Regions from separate parts of the Homo sapiens genome. Here region 1 is linked to region 2. A link is a contact called in ENCODE Hi-C or POLR2A ChIA-PET data. All regions are on one chromosome and are shown on one strand. Each heading gives the region's core, a stretch centred on a gene start or an enhancer-like site at or near the end of the contact. The rest is flanking DNA. Distances are from core to core; before and after follow the strand shown. Region 1 holds the start of MTG1 (mitochondrial ribosome associated GTPase 1). Region 2 holds the start of GLRX3 (glutaredoxin 3).

Evidence for each region. A loop is a pair of places that touch in the nucleus more often than their neighbours do. ChIA-PET counts read pairs that join two places held with the same protein, here RNA polymerase II (POLR2A). Pooled maps may share reads with other maps.
Region 1: a map of ascending aorta shows a loop between it and region 2 (21-fold over the local background). The contact joins the promoter of MTG1 here to the promoter of GLRX3 in region 2. A Hi-C loop is called at or near these places in 1 of 168 maps with a recorded cell type or tissue (ascending aorta) and 4 of 50 pooled maps. POLR2A ChIA-PET finds 5 or more read pairs at or near these places in 1 of 52 experiments (activated B cell).

Annotation. Positions count from the first base shown.
Region 1 is chr10:133,390,514-133,395,406 of GRCh38, reverse strand. It overlaps MTG1 (mitochondrial ribosome associated GTPase 1), which reads right to left and starts at 1,250. Exons shown (of 11, transcript NM_138384.4): 1 at 1,075-1,250. The coding sequence starts at 1,186. PAOX (polyamine oxidase) reads right to left here. Exons shown (of 7, transcript NM_152911.4): 7 at 3,713-4,095. The coding sequence ends at 3,952. RefSeq lists an enhancer at 1-524 and silencers at 849-1,048, 1,109-1,458.
Region 2 is chr10:130,134,911-130,139,558 of GRCh38, reverse strand. GLRX3 (glutaredoxin 3) reads right to left here and starts at 3,168. Exons shown (of 11, transcript NM_006541.5): 1 at 3,047-3,168. The coding sequence starts at 3,138. LOC105378561 (a long non-coding RNA gene) reads left to right here and starts at 3,188. Exons shown (of 6, transcript XR_001747659.2): 1 at 3,188-4,648. RefSeq lists enhancers at 788-1,422, 1,423-2,058, 2,337-2,386 and a silencer at 2,587-3,186.

The DNA.
Region 1 (4,893 bases), core at 1-2,500, 3.3 Mb before region 2:
TTTTTGTTTTCTGAGACGGAGTCTTGCTCTGTCACCCAGGCTGGAGTGCAGTGGCACGATCTCGGCTCACTGCAACCTCCGCCTGCCAGGTTCAAGCAATTCTCCTGCCTCAGCCTCCCGAGTAGCTGGGACTACAGGGACGCGCCACCATGCCGGGCTAATTTTTTGTATTTTTAGTAGAGACACGGTTTCACCATGCTGGCCAGGATAGTCTCGATGTCCTGACCTCGTGATCTGCCCACCTCGGCCTCCCAAAGTACTGGGATTACAAGCGTGAGCCACCGGGCCGGGCCCTTCCACGGGTCTTAATCTGGGCTATAACACAGAGTAACACTGGCTCATTAGGCCCCTGCTACCTCGCGGGGATGATGACGATAGTCCCCTAACCAGGAATACCACACACAACCAAGATAACAAAGCTTCCAGCTTTCTTCCCCTCCAGTGTTATCCGAAGACCGAGGACACAGCCTCAGTCACCCACACGGGCCCTTCTTCCCCCTCGGCCCCCAGTACACGCGGAGCCGACGCAGGAGTGGCCATCACAACACCTAGACGGGCTGGGCTGGCCCCAGAGGTCTTCTTGGGGCCGAATTGTGACAAACAGTAAGAATTACCAAAGACGTTAAGCAGGAGAACGACTCAAGATACCAGTTAAAACTGAACAGGTGCCTTCATACCCACTGTTTCATTTAGTCCCCAAAAGACTCAGAAAAGTCTATCTTGTCAAGAACATGTGGAAACGGAGGCTTCGGGGGATTAAAAGGGCAGAAGGAACTTGCTGGGAACAGAGGACAGGGGCGGCGGGCCAGAGGTAGGAGGTCAAGCAGGCCCTGGGTCCGAGGCTGCGCCGCGGGGGCACTCGCGGGAACGGGCCTCTCCCGCAGCTGCGCAGGGGAAGGGGTCCCGGCGGCTCCGGGAGCGGGTGAGAGCGGGGAAGGAGGGGAGACAAGGGAGGAGGGGCGGGGCCAGCCCAGAACGACCGGGAGAAGCAGGCGACGGCCGAAACCGGGGTGGGAGGGAAGCAGAGGCGCCGCGGCCGTAGGCATGACCTTGCCCCTCCCCGCCGTGCCTCACCCTTGGCCATGTGGCCCGGGAACCAGCGCGCCACGTCGCGACCGCACAGGGGGAAGTTCTCCCGCCAGGCGGCCTGGGCGGCGCTGCACAGCGCGCGCGGGGTCAATCTCATGGCGGCACCGTCCCCGGAAACGCTCCCGCAGCTGACCTCCTCTGCGCCGCTGCGACCCGCCTCTGAGGTTCCGGCGCTGCGGGCCTCCGGCACTGCGGGCTTCCGGCGCTCCAAGGGGCCGCACCACGGCCTGCGCGTGCGCACGACGTTGCCTCCGCCTCCGGCGAAGCCCGGAGTGGGCGGGGCCCGGGCCCAGAGGGAGGGACGAATGGTGGGTCGAGCGTCGGGGCGGGACTGCGAGGAGACCCGGGGGGACGGGGAGGTTCCTGGGTTTTGTGGGTTTAAGTAATTCGCAGATTTATTAACATTCATTAAATATTAAAAATCATCGTTCTCCCTTAAGCATATCCTGAGTATAAGTGTAAAAATTTAGCAATCTCTTTTTACAATTTGGTTAAAATCTCTCAAATACTTTAAATTTACCTTATAAATGTAATCTCTTCATTTTCTTTTTAAGTACTTCAGGGTTTTTGTTTGTTTTGTTTTGTTTGAGACGGAGTCTCCGCTCTGTTGCCCAAGAGTGCAGTGGCACGATCTCGCTCATTGCAACCTCCAACTCCTGAGTTCAAGGGATTCTCCCACCTCAGCCTCCGGAGTAGCTGGGATTACTGGCGCCTGCCACCACGCCGGCTGATTTTGTATTTTTAGTAGAGATGGAGTTCCACCATGTTGGCCAGGCTGGTCTCCAACTCCTGACCTCAAGTGATCTACCTGTCTCGGCCTCCCAAAATGCTGGGATTACAGGCATGAGCCACCGCGCGCAGCCTCAAGTACTTCAGGGTTTAATATAACAAACTGTTTCCAAATACTGACTGCAGTTCTGCTAAATTAAACCGATTAATTAATGAGGCTGAAATATTCTCCACTGTCCAAGACTAGACATAAATATAGTCGGATTTCAACTCTAAATCAGCAGTCAGCAACTGCTCAATTGCACACTGCGTTACAAGAGTATTACTCTACCGGAATTTTTATTTTTGAGACGGAGTCTCGCTCTGTCGCCAGGCTGGAGTGCAGTGGCGTGATCTTGGCTCACTGCAACCTCCGCCTCCCGGGGTTCAAGCAGTTCTCCTGCCTTAGCCTCCTGAGTAGCTGGGACTACAGGTGCGCACCACCACGCCCGGCTACTTTTTTTGTATTTTTAGTAGAGATGGGGTTTCACCATGTTGGCCAGGCTAGTCTCGAACTCTGACCTCAGGTGATCTGCCCACCTCAGCCTCCCAAAGTGCTGGAATTACAGGCATGAGCCATGGCACCCAGCCTCTACTGGAATTTTTTAAACAAGCTACTGAAAATACCAAACATGCTCAAATTCTAAGTACAAAAATATTGCCATGGTTCTGATGTTCTTAAACCACCTAATACCCTAACGCCTAGCTGTAAATATTTTTGGGCATGAGAGAGTGGCCCCTCCGTGGAAGACAGAAGCCTCCCAGGTGGTTTCTGGGCTGAGTGGGGGCAGTCAGGGCCTCCTGCTAGGTCAATGCCCCCAAGCCCCCTCCTCACCAAGCCGGTCCCTCACACCCAGAGGGGGCAGCCTGGGTCTTGCTGCCTTTCTCCCTGGGATACAGAATTGATGAAACCCTAAATGTCAATGATAAAGATTTTTGTACTTTAAGGAAGCTGCATTCCCTCATGGTCCTAGGAGCACAAAACCACAATAAAACCCTGTGGAATCTGAATTTCTCTCCCAGGCGTCTGATGGGCAGGTGTCCCCAGAGAGAACAGTCTGGTGACACAGCAAATGCAGGTGGGGCTGCTGGCTACAGAGGGAGGCTGGGGCTCGGGAGGGTGGGGTCAGGGAACATCCTAGGAGGGGCAATTTGAACAGAGACCAGAGGGTGAGAAGAGAGGAGCCCTGCAGATCCAGGCTGGGGTGGAGGGGCCGGAGAGGGGCCTGGACTCCCAGCACATTCACCCCAATACCACGTGGTACCCCAGCACTGCCCACACCCCAACATCCCCCGGCACCCAGCACACTCACCCCAACACCCCCCAGCACCCAACACTACCCACACCCCAACACCCCCCAGCACCCCAGCACTGCCCCCACCCCAACACCCCCCAGCACCCAGCACACTCACCCCAGCACTGCCCACGCCCCACACACTCCCTGGCTCCCATGGGCTGGGCACCGTTTCTCTTTTCAGGCCTTATTATGTATTCACTTCCTCCAGAAAACCCCCGGCCTCAGGGCAGGGCAGGGCACCCCTCATCTCCCCAGTGCCCTGCGAACCTGTGAAGTGGGCGCCTGATGCAGCATCAGTTGATGAGCAAGAGGAGGGTTGTCAGCTATGCTGTCATCCCAGGCAGCAGCCACGAGAATGCAGGGGCACGAGAAGCAACTACAGGACCCAGAGTTCAGGGAACCCAGAGTGTGGGGCCATGTGTGGTTGTGGGGATTGGAGACACAGGGCCCTGTGCAACCTGGGCCCGGAGCAAGACAAAGACAACAGCAGCAGATGCTGGAGCCCCAAGGCAGGAAGGACAGGACAGCCTCAAGGCAGGAAAGATGGCTCTGGGAGCTGTGGCTGTAACTTGCTTTATGTGTCCAGCATCTCCGTGAGCATCTGGTGTCTCAGCTCAAGTCAACCCTGGCCAGACTCCAATAACAGACACAAGAACTGAGAAGGTGGCCCTGGTTACCAAAAACCAGAGGACCCTCATTAACATCCCCAAATTTCAAGCCAGACTGAAATCTGTCAGAAGAAATGAGGGTCCCAGCCTACCCCCGACACGGGTGGAACAGAGTAGGCTGGGCCCAGCTAGAGCCTGGGCCTGGGCTGCTGCACCTGCGGGGCCCACAGACTGAGGAGGCGGTCGGCCTCCCTCCATCCCGACAGCAGAGCCCCGTGCGTCGTGGAGTAAAACGTGCGATGTGTGGCTTCCCCCGCAAACAGGATCTGGAGCTGCAAAGAAGAGCCAGGGTTAGAATGGGGATGCAATTCAGACAGCAGGGTCTGGGCAAGGAAACACAGAAAATGGCTCACAAGCATCCACCAAGAAGCAGGAAAACAGCTCACACACCTCCACCAACGGACGAGAAAAGGGCTCACGTGTACCCACCAATAGCCAGGAAAACAGCTCACACACATCCACCAACGGGCAGGAAAACAGCTCACATGTATCCATCAACAGCCAGGAAAACGGCTCACACGCATCCACCAACGGGCGGGAAAACGGCTCACACGCATCCACCAACGGGCGGGAAAACGGCTCACACGCATCCACCAACGGGTGGGAAGACGGCTCACACGCATCCACCAATGGGTGGGAAAGGAAGCCACTGCACCCCGCAGCTCAGGTGTGAACAGCTTTTAGAGAAAACAAGGGGTGTAAACACTGAATAGTGATCTGGCCTCAACTCCTGGATCACATATGGGGAGGGTGGGGGAGGGATCTGGGAGTCGGGTGGGCAGAGGAAGAAAGCTACAGCCTTATCTGATGTAATGAGAAGTCAATTAGTAACACCTGAAACTGAAAACTCAAGAAGCAACATTTCCAAGCAGGTTCACTGAAGAGAGACCATGAGCTGATTGGAAAACTGAACAGTGACTAAATATTGGATCATATTGAGGAATGATTATTAATTTTTAAGTGGGTAAATGGTATCATAGTTATATGGTTTTATTTTTATGTTTTCTGAGACAGAGTCTTGCTCTGACACCCAGGCTGGAGTCCAGTGGTGCAGTCATAGCTTACTCCAG
Region 2 (4,648 bases), core at 1,919-4,418:
GCCATTCGCCTGCCTCAGCTTCCCGAGTAACTGGGACTACAGGCACCTGCCACCATGCCTGGCTAATTTTTTGTATTTTCTTTAGTAAAGACGGGGTTTCACCGTGTTAGCCAGGATGGTCTCGATCTCCTGACCTCGTGATCCACCCACCTCGGCCTCCCAAAGTGCTGGGATTACAGGCGTGAGCCACCGCGCCCGGCCTAATATTCTTAAATGTCTCCATCTTCACCAAAAAAGCTGCAGAAATGTGCTCCTTCCCCAGATGCCACACATCATTTATCACGTGTCCGTTTGAACTAGTCACTAAGGAAAGTGCACATTGTTTCCTGGGCCATTTCAAGTACAGGCCAGCGGCAAGGATACAACATCCAAATGGTACTTACATTTAAACTTTTATCCATTTTGGCCGGGCGCAGTGGCTCATGCCTGTAATCCCAGCACGCTGGGAAGCGGGCCCATCACCTAAGGTCAGGAGTTCAAGACCAGCCTGGCCAACATGGTGAAACCCATCTCTACTAAAAATGCAAAAATTAGCCAGGCGTGGTGGCGGGCACCTGTAATCCCAGCTACTCAGAAGGCTGAGGCAGGAGAATCATTTGAACCCGTGAGGCAGAGGTTGCAGTGAGCCAAGATTGTGTCACTGCACTCTACTCCAGCCTGGGCAACAGAGAGAGACTCTGTCTCCCCCCCAAAAAAAAAAAAAAAAAAAAACACTTTTATTCATTTTGATAGTTTAAGGACTTTTTAAAACATGAAGCATTTAAAACAAACATGTAAAACAGACAAAACAGCCTTTCAGGTGATGGTAAATTCAAAACGTTTACTTAGGGCAGGTCCACACAAGACCTGCTCATTTCAAGAGGCCACTTCTGGTGACTCCTGTGATTGTGCTGATCTGTACTGGATGAGTCAGAGCCCAGCTTCCATCAGTGAGTAAATGTCACATGTCCCTCCCCAACCCCTGCTTTTTTCCGTAACAATTTCCCAGGTAAACCTGAAATGCCTAAAGAGCTGTTTAAATAACACTTTAATTTCATCACCCCCATAAAGCATTTCTAACCATTAGTCAGTAACTCGCACCCCTCCCCATTTCCAAAGGCAACACCCCATCTCACCTGCACTCTCCATTGCAAAATCAGAGTACTACTTGCCTCTAATTCAAATTCAGTCGGCAAAATTTCACTCAATTTAGATCAACAGGGCAGGTCACGGGGGCTCAAGCCTGTAATCCCGATACTTTACAAGGCCGAGGCAGGCGAATCACTTGAGCTCAGGAGTTCCAGAGACCAGCCTGGGCAACATGAGGAAACCCTGCCTCTACGAAAAATACACAAATTAGCCCAGCGTGGTGGACCGCACGTGTAGTCCCAGATACTCAGGAGGCTGAGGTGGGAGGATCGCTTGAACCCAGGAGGTAGAGGCTGCAGTGAGCCGAGATCACGCCACTGCACTCAGCCTGGGCAACAGAGCAACAGCCTGTCTCGAAAACAAACAAAACAAAATTTAGATCAATAAGCATTTCTGGCCGGACGTGGTAGCTCACACCTGTAATCCCAACCCTTTGGGAGGCTGAGGAGGGCAGATCGCTCGAGTCCAGAAGGTCGAGACGAGGCTGGGCAACATGGCGAGACCTCGTCTCTATAAAAAAAAATAAAAATTAGACGGGCGTGGTGGTGAGCACCTGTGGTCCCAGCTACTCGGGAGGATGAGGTGGGTCGATCACTTGAGCCTGGGAGGCGGAGGCTGCAGGGAGCCGTGATCGCTCCACTACACTGCAGCCTGGGTGACAGAGCCAGACCCTGTCTCAAAAACAAAACAAAACAAAGCTTTTTGCCTGTGAATTCCATGAACCATTCTACTTCCTACTGAAATACTAAGTGCCAACATCTACTGAGTGCTTCCTGCATACTAGGCATTGTATTATTTGTATTTTACATACGTCATCTCATTTAACCCTCACAACAACCCTGAGGTACTAACAGGTGCTAATCTATGTCACCGTCGGGAAACTGAGGCTTGGGCATGAAACGTGCCCAGGGGTTACATGGCTACTGAGTGGCTGCGGTGGGACTGGATCCCAGGCAATCCGACATAAGAGTTCCCATAACAACCGCTAATAATACAACTAAGAGAACAACTCAGTCCTTGGAGTAGTCTACAATGTGAGGTGGTATTATCACGGAGAGTCCACGTGCAGACCTTTCCCTGCAGGCACGCACGCTAGTAAGCATTTACTCGTAAGCATGCTTGCAGTTCAGAGCTTCTAGTCCACCCAGAAAACGCTTTCTATGCATTCCTCTGGATCTCCTTTTGTAGTCTTCCCAGGGATTGAAGACCTGGACACCGGCGCCAAATCTGAACAGACTCTCACTACACCAGTTCATGGAACAGGAAATCTCTGTCTCCGGCAACAGGTTAAGTCTGAAGACTGAGGCTACCTGCTGTCCAACAAACTTTAAAGGCTGACTTCAAAAGGCAGCCAGGCCTAGCTAATGCAACGGGGCCTTCCCTCGCCGCTCTTCCTGCGACAGGGGCGTTCCTGAAGGGAGGCTGAAGAGCAATGGGCCGACGCCGAGCCTGCCGCTCCCTCCCGGCGGGCACAGGAAAGGTGGAGCCCGCAGCCGTGGGTCCCGCTCCGTGGCGCGGAGGGCCGGGGTCTCGGCGCCGCCCCGTCCCCCGCCCCGCCACTGCGGCACGGCTGAGTCACCACCGCCTCCGTCCCGCGGCGGGGCCGCCCAGGCCAGAGGCCGGGAAGGTCGCGTCCCCCGGGCTTGGACAGCCGTCGGGGTCGGAGCCAGGGCTGGGGCCGGGGCTTCCAGGCGAGCCTCGCGCCCTGCTCGCTGTTCCGGGGCGGGGAACCTGCGGCTCGGGCCACTCACGCGGAGGCTCGGGGGAGTCTACGGGTGGCGCCGGGCCCGGTCCCCCGAGGCCGAAGGGAGCCGGGCACCAAGAAGCCAGGCTGGGCCACCCGCCGCCCCACACCGGCCCGGTCTCGCGGCCGCTCCCGCTCCGGCTCCTCACTCCTACCGCTCGCCGCCCCGCTTACTTGGCTTTGAGGCGCAGCAGCTCCTCAAACTGCCCGGCTGAGCCGACCTCCTCCACGGCCGCTACAGCTGCCTCAGCCGCCCCCGCCGCCATGCTGCCGCCGCCAGACAGAAGCAATCCAGTGCCGGCGGCCGGATGTGGGCGGGGCCACGGGGAGCTGAGCGGCTGCGCGAGGGAAAGCCCCGCCCCTGCCTGCGCTGAGGCTGCCGAGCCTGAGAAATCCCAAAAGGGGCCTCGGCGGCGGGCTCTGGATCCCGCTGGGGGGCTCTGACCCTGCCAAGTCTGGGCACTCCGCTGCGGGCCTCCTGGCTCCCGGGGTTCATGGCTGTTATGGTTCCTGGCTGTCGGGGCTCCTGGCTTTCGGGGCTCCCTGGCTGAAGGGGCTCCTGGCTGTAGGGGCTCCTGGCTATGGAGGTTCCCGGTTATAAGGGCTTCTGGATGTAGTGGATTCTGGCCGTCGAGGTCCCTGGCTGTCGGGGCTCCTGGCCGTAATGGCCCCTGGCTGTCGGGACCCCTGGGTGTCGGGGTTCCTGGCTGTCGGGACCCCTGGGTGTCGGGGTTCCTGACTGTAGGGGCTCCTGGGTGTTAGGGTTCCTGGCTATAGCAGGGGCTCCTGGGTGTCGGGGTTCCTTGCTGTCAGGGCTCCTGGTGGTAGAGGCTTCTTGCTGTTGGCTTCCTGGCTGTCGGGGTGACTGGGTGTCAGGGCTCCTGGTGTTAGGGTTCCTGGCTTCCTGGCTGTAGTAGGGGCTCCTGGGTGTCGGGGTTCCTTGCTGTCAGGGCTCCTGGTGGTAGAGGCTTCTGGCTGTTGGGGTTCCTGGGTGCCAGGGCTCCTGGGTGTCAGGGTTCCTGGCTGTCAGGACACCTGACTCCTGAGGCTCCTGGCTTTTGGGGCTCCAGACCTTCCTTGCACTTCCTGTGTCTCCTGGGTCTGTAATAGAAGGGGCCGGTGGAGGGGTGGGGGTGAGACATGTGAGTGAAAGTGAAGTCAGATGTGTACATTTAGGAAGCTGAAATTATCAAAAATGAAATTGCATAAAGGTGAGGAAGAACTGGGAGGTCTGGGAACAGAAGTGGTAGATCTTGAACTTCAACACAGACAGGGTGCTTCCAATTCAGTCCTGGGACCTGAACCCGGAGCCCACAGCATGTCCCTCCTCCCCTGGCCCTCCGCGCGTGCCGCCACTCATTGCAGCCCCACAGAGCCATCACCCATTGTAACCTCAGAACAGAAGGGGCTGGGTGGGTCCACAGATCCCTGCACTCCTCCCGTCTTGCCTCCTTGGATGATCCCTGGCTTGTCTTTCTCCCTTGGGAATCCCCCTGATGTTGGCTCTCCATGTGGTGTACTCTGTACCCCACACCCCATGCTTCCCACACACCTTCTGGCCTGAGTAATCTCCATGCCCCCAGTGACATCAACCTCCAGGGAAACCTCAATAGCAAGCCCAGAACCCTCCCCTGCATCCCAGAGCCTAGCATCCACTAACTTTGAGGAGGGGCCATCTTTTATTGGATATCCCCAAACCACACTGGGCCTTCCCTCCAAAGTGCCTCTCCTCTTGGTTCCCATCTCAGGGAACACCATCGCTCCCACCCAGACACT